Linked DNA regions of Homo sapiens: region 1 is linked to region 2. Evidence: chromatin contacts called from ENCODE Hi-C or POLR2A ChIA-PET data. All regions are on one chromosome and are shown on one strand. The core of a region is the stretch at or near the end of the contact, and the rest is flanking DNA. Distances in the headings are between cores, read along the strand shown. Region 1 has its middle 18 kb from the start of EMP2. Region 2 overlaps LINC01290 (long intergenic non-protein coding RNA 1290).

The links. A loop is a pair of places that touch in the nucleus more often than their neighbours do. ChIA-PET counts read pairs that join two places held with the same protein, here RNA polymerase II (POLR2A). Pooled maps may share reads with other maps.
Region 1: a loop to region 2 is called in a map with no recorded cell type, with 4 times the contacts of the local background. The contact joins two enhancer-like sites. A Hi-C loop is called at or near these places in 11 of 168 maps with a recorded cell type or tissue (A673, Caco-2, HepG2 and 8 more), 2 of 37 single-sample maps with no recorded cell type and 12 of 50 pooled maps. POLR2A ChIA-PET finds 5 or more read pairs at or near these places in 5 of 52 experiments (BJ, H1, HepG2 and 2 more).

The regions. Positions count from the first base shown.
Region 1 is chr16:10,595,777-10,601,161 of GRCh38, reverse strand. No RefSeq gene overlaps it. Among named protein-coding and RNA genes, the nearest start is that of EMP2, 18 kb to the right of the region's middle. RefSeq lists enhancers at 1,016-1,105, 3,636-3,930. Within about 2 kb of position 2,906, at least 6 of the 41 ENCODE cell types and tissues checked have a DNase peak (open chromatin) inside an H3K27ac peak, as active enhancers do.
Region 2 is chr16:10,512,020-10,517,063 of GRCh38, reverse strand. It overlaps LINC01290 (long intergenic non-protein coding RNA 1290), which reads left to right. Exons shown (of 2, transcript NR_149081.1): 2 at 1,832-2,222. Among named protein-coding and RNA genes, the nearest start is that of LINC01290, 14 kb to the left of the region's middle. Within about 2 kb of position 2,308, at least 6 of the 41 ENCODE cell types and tissues checked have a DNase peak (open chromatin) inside an H3K27ac peak, as active enhancers do.

The DNA.
Region 1 (5,385 bases), core at 1,657-4,156, 84 kb before region 2:
TGCAAGCCGTTCACAAACAGTTATCTGTTCCCCAAGAGCTGAGTGCAGTTCCCAGAGTAAGGGTTTGGAAACCTACATAGCAATTAGCCATTGCTGCGACATGTAGGCACAGGGGGATTTTTATAGTAAATTGTGAAAGTATTGGTGTGTGATGAATCAGCAACTGAAAACAGATGCACAGACTGGTCCTTCACCACAAATCATTTGAAAAACACTGAGCTAAGGGACCTGCGGGAAGAGAGCAGGGAGTTTCTCCTGGCAGCTGTCGGGATCACCCTGCCTCACCTCCTTCCCTCCATGTCTCTGAGCTCAGACCCTCCAGGAACTTCCAGGGGACCTGCCAGGGCTTCTCTGAAAGGCACGGAGTGCGCACAGCCTGGCTGAAGTCTGGAGGACCCAGGAATCCTTCAGCGGATCCCAGGATCCTGGGGTGGGATGCATAAGGCAGCTGGCTCAGGGTCAACTCTTTGCCCCGGGCCCCTCCCCTCCCTCTCAACCCAACCCTCTCCCTGCTGCCCCCTCACTAGTCCCACAGATCTGGCTGGTGCACTGCGTTAGGCTCCAGATGGACAAGGTCCCTGTCTTTCTGGGTTTGGGTTCTTGTGGCTATGGGTTGGGGGTGAGTGCAGACAATGAACACATGAGTAAATGAAGCAGATGATTTCAGGTGGCGCTGTGGGGAAATACAACAGGATGATGCAAAAAGGGATCAAGGAAGGTGGGCTTGGTGGGGTGCAGTATATCACGTGTGGACTGGGGTCAGGGAAAGTCTCTGGGACTTTTGAATAAAGGAAGGGAGTGAGTGGGCAAAGCTGTCTTTTTAAGAGCCTCAGAAGGTGGGTCACGCCTTTGTTGGGGAGACTGGGTGCAGTAACCTTGCTGCATTTGCCTGTACTTACCTGGCCACAGGAGGGGACCATGGGCCACCCACCAGAAAGGGTGGCGGGGTTTTTTTTGTTTGTTTGTTTTGAGATGGAGTCTCATTCTGTCGCCCAGGCTGGAGTGCAGTGGTGCAATCTCAGCTCACTGCAGTTCAACCCCCTGGGCTCAAGCAATCCTCCCATCCTCAGCCTCCTGAAAGGCTAGAGCTATAAGTGTGTGCCAACATGCCCTACTAATTCTTGTACTTTTTTGTAGAGATGGGGCTTTGCCATGTTGCCCAGGCTGCTCTCGAATTCCAGGACTCAAGCGATCTGCCCAACTCGGGATTCCAGGCATGAACCACTGCACCTGGCCATACTCTGCTTCTATAAGGTTTATGTGCTTAGATTAGGCCCACATGGATAAGTTCCTTTTGAGGAACTGAAACTCAACCAATAAATCCCTTTTGCTAAGTAAGGTAATAAAGGTAATATAGTCACAGGAGCGACAGCTCGGTATATTCTCAGGTCCACCCATCCTCAAAGGGAGAATTACAGAAGGGTGAGGTTCACGAGGGCTGATGGTTACGATCACAGCAGGCAGTAGGCCCCTAGACCTCCTGCATTAGGGCTGTGCTAGCCTGGGGGGTCTAGAGTGTTGGGTTTGAACTCCACTAGCTGCTGTGTGACCCTGGACAAGTTGCCACCTTCCTCTGGGCCTCAGTTTCCCTATCTGTACACCTACGAGACTGGACTCACAGAGCTTCCCCACCTTGCCTGCCCTTGGGAATCACCTGTGAGAGCTCTTCAAAAATATAGTGCCCAGACCCCATCCTCAGGGATCCTAGCTTAATTGGCCTGGGGTGCAGCTCAGATGTGAGTTCATAATAACATCTACCCAGGTGATTTGCGACAATCCGTCAAGGCGGGGAACTGCAGGATTGGAATTGGAAAGGCTTTAAAGCAGTGGCTGTCAACCTTGGCTGCATGTTAGGATTCCCCGGGGAAATCTTTTTTTTTTTTTTTTTTAAAGACCAGTGCCAGGGCCCCACCCCAGTACCTGACTGAATTGGTCAGAGGTGGGGTGTTGGCAGCAGCATCTTTTAAAAGTTCCCCAGGTGTTACCAGGGTGCAGCCAGGTGATTATAATTCCCAACTTCCAACCCTCTTCCTCATCATGGGGTGAGATGGGGACAAGAAAATGCCAGAATGAAGGAGGAAGTAGAGACAGGGAGAGTAAAGTGTCATGGGTCAGCCCCAAAGACCCCTCTGTGGAACTGTCATCTTCCTCTGGATCCCCCCAAGGCATTGAGAGGAGCTCGCTCTTGGACAGGACTTTAAACCCATCAACACCTCTGTGCTCTGCTCTTTGAAACGAGGGCTTATTATGCCCCCACTTCCCAGGACTGAGGATTAAAAGTGATCATGCCCCTTCACTTGAGGTGAGGAGTTCGAGACCAGCCTGGCCAACATGGTGAAACCCCGTCTCTATTAAAAATACAAAAATTAGCCAGGGGTGGTGGCAAGTGCCTGTAATCCCAGCTACTCAGGAGGCCGAGACAGGAGAATCGCTTGAACCTGGGAGGCGGCGGTTGCAGTGATCCGAGATGGCACCACTGCACTCCAGCCTGGGTGACAAGAGCAAAACTCCATCTCAAAAAAAAAAAAAAAGTGATTATGCCCCTGAATGCTTAGCGCATTGCCCCAAGAATGGCATTACAAGAAAACTCTTGGAAGCTCCTTGGGGCAAGGCAGAGGGTGCCAAACGGAATCTGATCTCCACAGCCCCGGGAAAGGCCACCGAACGTCTCAGCCACTGAAATCTCAGCTCCAGCGCTCCCAGCTCAGCCCTGGAAACCAGGCTCCAGCCCTATTTTAAGCGTGGCCACTGCTCATTCTGCACCATTTCCTTCCAAACAAACGGCTTCCCTTTGGGGAGGTTATCGGTGTGCAGCCCAGGGTGGGCAGGGCCGGATTTCTGCCCTGGGCACTCCCCGGAGGTTGGAAAGAGGCCAGAGCCAGGGCCCTAGCAGGGCTGCTGGAACAAGACTGATTCCTGGCTGGGTGCAGTGGTTCACGCCTGTAATCCCAGCACCTTGGGAGGCTTAGGCAGGTGGATCACTTGAGGTCAGGAGTTCAAGACCTGCCTGGCCAATGTGGTGAAACCCTGTCTCTACTAAAAACATAAAAATTAGCCTAGTGTGGTGACGGGTGCCCGTAATCCCAGGTACTCAGGAGGCTGAGGCAGGAGAATCGCTTGAGCCCAGGAGGCGAAGGTTGCAGTGAGCTGAGATTGCACCACTGCACTCCAGCCTGGGCGACAGAGCAAGACTCCGTCTCATAAAAAAAAAAAAAGGATTGATCCTGGAGCAGGTTCCAGGCAGGGACACACCTCCAGTTCTCTGCCCAGGGCACCCCAGGTTGTATGGAGTTATCCTCTTTCATTCGTGGAGTGATGAAGCCTCACAAGCAGGGACCACCTGCAGGTTGTGAGCAGTGCTCTTTGATGAGGTGCCCCAGGTGCCTGGCTAAGTGCTCTGTAGGGACCCAAGGATATGTCTCACCATTTCTCAACAGCCTCATGACTGGTCTCTCCTTTTCTAATCTTGTCCCCTCCAATCCATTTCTCCCACAGTAGCCAGAAAACATGAATTGGCTCATTCACTCCACTGCTTCAGCTGTTCACAGGCTTCCACCATCCTTAGGATCAAATTCAAATTCCTACCATGGTCAAGGAGAGCTGCTTAATGTGGCCCCTGCCTGCCTCTCTGGTTTCTCCTTATCTCTCATTCCCCCAACTCATTCCAGCCATAGCAACTTCCTCCTTTCCATCACACGCACGTGACTCTTCCCTACCCCAGGGACTTTGCACCTGCTGTTTATGTCCTCTACAAGAAGTTTTTGTTCCATGGCTGGTTACTCTTCTAGTCTAACTGTCACCCTTCAGAGAGATCTTCCCAGATCACTGCCTCAACAGCGCCCTCACCACTCTCTCTCTGTCACCCTGTTTCATTTCTTCCTAGCACTTGTCATACTGAAAGTGTCTTGTTTTCTTGCTTATTGACTGATTGATTTTTCCCCCCATGGTCTATCTCTACCCCTAGAGAGGGTGGGGACCTTGTCTGGCCTGTTCACTGTGAGTGCCTGGGCCTGGCAAATGCCCAAAAGGTGTTAGTTGAATGAAGGAACAAAAGAAATTCACAAAGAGTTTCAAAGCATGAAGTGTGTGCAAGTCATTGTAGGGGCTTACAAATTACACATCACCACTCTGAAGGTAATATACCCGAAGGGTTATTCTAAGTGCTTTGCGTATTCGAACTCAACCTTTCCGCAGTCCTAGGAGGTAGGGAGTAGTAGTAGTAGTAGTCCCATTTTACAGATGAGAAAATGAAGGCACGGAGAGGTTAAATGACTGTGTAATGTCACACAGTCAGTCAAACCCAGGCATAGCCAGCTCCATAAGCTGTAGTATGTCTATGGGGAAACATGACGTGTGATGCAAACTTCTTAGCTGGGTTGCACAAGGAAAAGAAAAACCATCTCCTTACATTGTGGCCACACCCACATGGGTGAAATGAAGCTGCTGAAGGTGGGAGCGGGGGACAAGGAATTCCTTCAGGAATCCTAAAAGAAGCAGCAGAATTCCATGGTGGGTAAATCAGAAGCACAAAGTTCTAGGACCCATGGCTTCTCACCACGCCAGACTGTTTCCCCATCTCCAAAGTGCAACAGTGACACGATGGTCCTGGGCATTTCTCTCAGTTTTATGATTCTATTAAGTGACAAATGGGTGCCACCCAGTATCCCAGAAACTCCTGGGGTGGGTAGGAAATGGTGGCGAGTGGGGCTCAGACAGCAGAGAAAGGCATCAAAATCTAGGTCGGAAGTGGGAGTCAGGTGGAAAGGAGCGCACAGCTGTGGCTTCTGTTTGCCCAGTGCCCAGTCCTCCTTTCTCTGCTAGCTGCATGCATTCCCTTTTGGGAACTACCCTTTGGCCATGCTGTACAGATCTGGGGGATGGGGGTGTCTAATAAGGGGTTCTGGCTTCCCCATGGCCATGGGGGTGGACATATAACCCAAGCTAAGCCGATCAGATCCTCTCTCCAAATAGGAGTCCCAGCCCCAGGGAACCAGGGGTGGGGGAGGAAGGTGGTACCCACTTCTAGGCTCCTCCCAAGTCATGCAAGATCTTGTATCTCCTGTGGCTGGGGAGGCTCTTGCTGCACGCAGAATCCTCAGAGGGCTCCCCACAGGCTCCCGCCCCAGCCTTTCCCTCTGACCTCATTCCTGCCACTTTCCCCATCGTGCGCCATGTTTCAGCAACACGGTCACTGATTATGCCTCAGACAGGGCAAGCTCCTAGTCACCCCAGGGCACTTGGACTTGCTGCTTCCTCGCTCAGAACATTCAGCGGCAGACCTTCCTTCTCACGGTGGTTCTTTCTGGTTGTTTCAGCCTTTATCCGCGGTGTCCTCAGGCCCTGCCCTGCCCCTGTGGTCAGTGTCTACCACGTCCTCCAGCTATA
Region 2 (5,044 bases), core at 1,059-3,558:
CAATATGGTGAAACCCTGTCTCTACTAAAAATACAAAAACTAGCCAGGTATGGTGGCAGGCACCTGTAGTCCCAGCTACTCGGCAGGCTGAGGTAGGAGAATCTCTTCAACTCAGGAGGCGGAGGTTGCAGTGAGCCATCATTGCTCCACTGCACTCTAGCCTGGGCAACAGAGAGAGACTCTGTCTCAAAAAAAAAAAAAAAAAAAAAAAAAGGAGGTTTAATTGGCTCATGGTTCTTCAGGCTTTATGGGAAGCATGATGCTGACATGTGCTCAGCTTCTGGGGAGGCCTCAGGAAGCTTACAGTCATGGTGGAAGGCAAAGGGGAAGGAGGCATGTCACATGGCCAGGGCAGGAGCAAGGGTGGGGGCGCCACACATTTTTATTTTATTTATTTATTTTTGAGACAGAATTTCACTCTTTTTGCCCAGGCTGGAGTGCAATGGCGTGATCTCGGCTCACTGCAACCTCCACCTCCCAGGTTCAAGTGATTCTCCTGCCTCAGCCTCCTGAGTAGCTGGGATTACAGGCAGGTGCCAACACCCCCAGCTAATTTTGTATTTTTAGTAGAGACGGGGTTTCACCATGTTGGCCAGGCTGGTCTCCTACTCCTGACCTCAGGTGATCTGCTCCCTCGGCCTCCCAAAGTGCTGGGATTACAGGCGTGAGCCACTACGCCCAGACACCACACAGTTTTAAATGACCAGATCTCATAAGAACTCACTATCACAAGGACAGCACCAAGTGGATGGCACTGAACCATTCATGAGAAACCACCTCCATGATCCAATCACCTCCAACCAGGCCCTACCTCCAACACTGGGGAGGAAAATTCAATGTGAGATTTGGGTGGGGACAAATATACAAACTACATCAACACCCCGAATTCTTTCTGGAGAGCTCTCTCTGCCTCCCTGTGGGCAATGTCTTGTAGAGGTCAATCAAAGTGACTTGTAGCATATGACCCAAGCCAGGCCAATCAACTTCCTCTTTCGGAGCCTCTCCTGGGCTCCCCAGTGGGATGCCACAAGGATGGAAACCCAGTTGATCTTGATTCCTCCAGCGCCTGTCTCCTATGAAGTCTCCCCTTCAGCCTCTTCTCTGATATTCTCCTTGCTGTGTGTTGAGCCTTCTCTAGCCCAGAGCAAGATTCTGGGGGTTACCCCATGTGCTTCCCCCAGCCCCTCTCCTGATTAAGTTCTGGTGCTCTCAGCAACTCTGAGTTTTCTGAAGGTTTTCTCTCCTTTTTTTTTTTTTTTTTGAGATGGAGTCTCACTCTGTCACCCAGGCTGGAGTACAGTGGCACAACCTCGGCTCACTGCAACCTCTGCCTCCTGGGTTCAAACGATTCTTGTGCCTCAGCCTCCCTAGTAGCTGGGACTACAGGTGCATATCACCACGCCCGGCTAATTTTTTTTTTGTATTTTTAGGAGAGACGGGGTTTCACCATGTTGGCCAGGCTGGTCTCAAACTCCTGACCTCAAGTGATCCTCCCGCCTCCGCCTTTCAAAGGCTGGGATTACAGGTGTGAGCCACCACACCTGGCTGAAGATTTTCTCTCTTATTCCATGACTGCATCCTGCTGCAATGCTCTGGAAACCTTCGTCCTGTTTTATATTTTCAAAGGGAGCAGAAAAGAGTTGAGGTTTCCTATGTGATTTATTTGGCCACATTCAACTTAGTCCATCAGATAAGCTTTGTTATCGTTGACTACATAGACTGCATGGCTTCTATGGTTTCATTGAGATTTGAACACTTTTCACTTGTGTTGGATTTTCAGCTTAAACTAATTTATTTTAATTGACGTCATTCAATTCCAATTTTATAAAAGGATGAACGCACGACGGAAAAGAGTAGGGAACATTTTGCTTGATGAGAAAATCCGCCAGCAAGGATGTTGGGCTCTAAGCAGAACTGAAGCTCTGGAATTAAGAACACAGCCAAGGAAGAGCTCTGGACTCTGAGTTTAAAGAAGCTGACTGACTTGTAAGGCAATTCCAGGTAAGATTGGTGAATCAAGTTAAGAATCAAAAGCAACTGAGATCAACGTGGAGGCCTGGAAGGTAAGGGCCATATTTTACCTAGATACTAGCTTAGAGACTTGCTACATTGGCACTGTATTTTAAGTATGTTATTTAGTAGTATTGTGAAATCAACTGGTTTCAACATTGAAAAGGATAAAAATAGCTTATGAAAACAAAACGGTTTTTTTTTTTTTTAAAGGATAAGGTGCATGTTTAATTTCAATTGCAGAAATGAAGGGAAGAGGCACTCCTGCCACCTGGTGGGCATTTATCCAAATTGTTTGTTCAGGTCTTTTAGGGGTGAAATTCGGGTTGTTGAATCTAGGTTGAACACACAAACATTCCAGCCCCAGCAGCAGTTGGGTCTTATTTCCTTCCCCTTGACCTGGGATCTGTACCTTTCTGTTTCCAATTAAGGCCTTTATAAATGAAAGCAACCTGGTTTGGCCAGATAAAAGTTCATGTCTCCTTGCCCGTGTCCTTGTGAACTGTATGACACTGCTCTCTGGAAATCTCGTGTGTGTACTTTTCACTTGTTAACCTCCTGTGTCCCCCACTACAAGGTCAGCTGCAAGAAGGCAGGGATTCTGTCTGGTCTTGCTATTCATGATAGTGCCTGGTACACTGTCTGGCATATTGGTCGATAGTTCCCTGATGAATGAAAATTTAACAAATAGGTGAAAACAGAGTTTTGGGTTGCCTGAGTGGCATGTTCCAAACCTTTACCATATGGTAAACCTCTTAGTTCAACTGCTAATAATTTCTTCTGTGTCTTGGGTTACAATCAACCTACCCAAGTTTGGCCTCTATCTTGCTGCAAGAAATAACTCCTGCCCATAGCTGTACCAGATTAGATTTATACAGAACCCAGTAGCCTGAAAGAAGACCTCCAATCCTACTACTTAACTATCCCAAATATCTCTCTGCTTGCTACTCATGGGTCCCAATTTGCAAGCAAGTGGTAGGTGAGTGTCCCTGGCTCATGGGACATTTTTTTTTTTTTCGTAAGGAGATAAGGGGTAGATAAGTAGAATTAGCCCAGTGGGAAATGATTTCAAGCTGCGGATTGATGATTAGGGTAATTTGTGGGTAGTCCAGAGAATGCCCCATGATCCTAAAGAATTACCATCATGCGTTGTTGCGATAGTGGTCAGATGAGTTTGAATTGATCATTGGCTGTGATTAGGGAGTCTCCTGTGCTGACCCATGTCCTCCCTTCAGAGGCATCTGGAACATCAATCCTGCAGATTATTCAGCTCATTAGGAATTCCCCGTGGAAGCTCAATACTTTCCTGAATCTGAATAGTTAAACCTCTGTGTTGCAAAAATCAAATACCATCTGGCTTTTGTGTTGTCTTGGCTAAATCCAGTCAATCCCAGCTTCTTCAATGGCATTTATGATATTCTGTTCCCACAAATCCAGAGAATCATAACTGGGTTAGAAACAGTTTTATTTAATCTTGGGTGTAGAAAGATTGTTTTCATAGATCAGACAGCATTTACCTCCATCAGAGTAAGAAAAAAGAATGTCCAGGTGTGTCCTTGCCCCAGTGATCACAGCATCTGTTGATATGTTCCTTGATATCAGTATATAGATCAAACTTACTGTCATCTTTAAAGAAGTTTACTTCATTCAAGTGCGGTGGCTCATGCCTGTAAAACCAGCACTTTGGGAAGCTGAAGTGGATGGATCACTTGAGGTCAGGAGTTCGACACTAGCCTGGCCAACATGGTAAAACCCTGTCTCTACTGAAAAAGTACAAAAATTAGCCAGGCATGGTGGCATGTGCCTGTAGTCCCAGCTACTCAGGAGCCTGAGGCATGAGAATCGCTCGAACCTGGGAGGTGGCGGTTGCAGTGAGCCAAGATCGTGCCACTGCATTCCAGCCTGGGCGACAGAGTGAGACTCCATCTGAAAAAAATAAATAAATAACTTAATGGCATTGACAAATGGTTGCCCACCCCACAAACCACCCACATACCCTAGTATCAAAATTATGGGAAATTGTTTCTTTCAAAGAGACTTCAGAAAAATATTGTATCCTGGTATAGAATGGATGGTTATTTCATTGTTTATATGAAAGGGCCTTGCTTGTTGACCAGTATTTGTATTTTAATTAATTTTTGTCCTTTCCCACTATCTAAGTAGCAAATCTGTCATAACTCCTGTGGTTACTGTCTTTTTAGACTTTGCCTGTGTGTTTGGATGTTTGGATTCCAGTAGAGAGGGTTCTTCCCCCGACACAGTCCCACCACTCGTAGTTCAATTGCAGGAGAGGAAAAACTTCATTTATCCTGTTAGATTCTGTGACTGGAGTCTGTAAGTTAAACTGACAACAGGTAGATGAACAGGAGGAAAGACATACAAATTTTAATATTTTTACATGCATGGGGCTTCACATAAAAGGAGCAAAAATGCAAAGCAGTGGTTAGACTTGGGGGCTTATATACCATTTTCCTTTTTTTTTTTTTTGAGATGGAGTCTTACCCTGTCACCCAGGCTGGAGTGCAATGGCATGATCTTGGTTCACTGCAACCTCCGCCTTCTGGATTCAAGCAATTCTCCTGCCTCTGCCTCCCAAGTAGCTGGAACTACAGGCACAAGCCACCACGCCTGGCTAATTTTTTGTATTTTTAGTAGAGACTGAGTTTTACCATGTTGGCCAGGCTGGTCTCGAACTCCTGACCTCAGGTGATCTGCCTGCCTTGGCCTCCCAAAGTGCTGGGATTAGAGGCATGAGCCACTGTGCATGATCAAAAAAAGCAATTTTTAAAAAAAAATTACCCAGGAGTGGTGGTGTGTGCCTGTAGTTGCAGATACTCAGGAGGCTGAAGTGGGGGGATCTCTTGAGCCCAAGAGTTGGAGGCTGCAGTGAGCCATGATTGTGTCACTGCACTCTAGCCTAGGTGACAGAGAATCTGAGAAAGAGAGAGGGAGGGAGGGAGAGTTTGGGTTCCTAGGGCTGGTAAGTTGTGGAAAGATGACTAGGAAGTGGTGGGTAAGGGTTGTTTAGTAATGT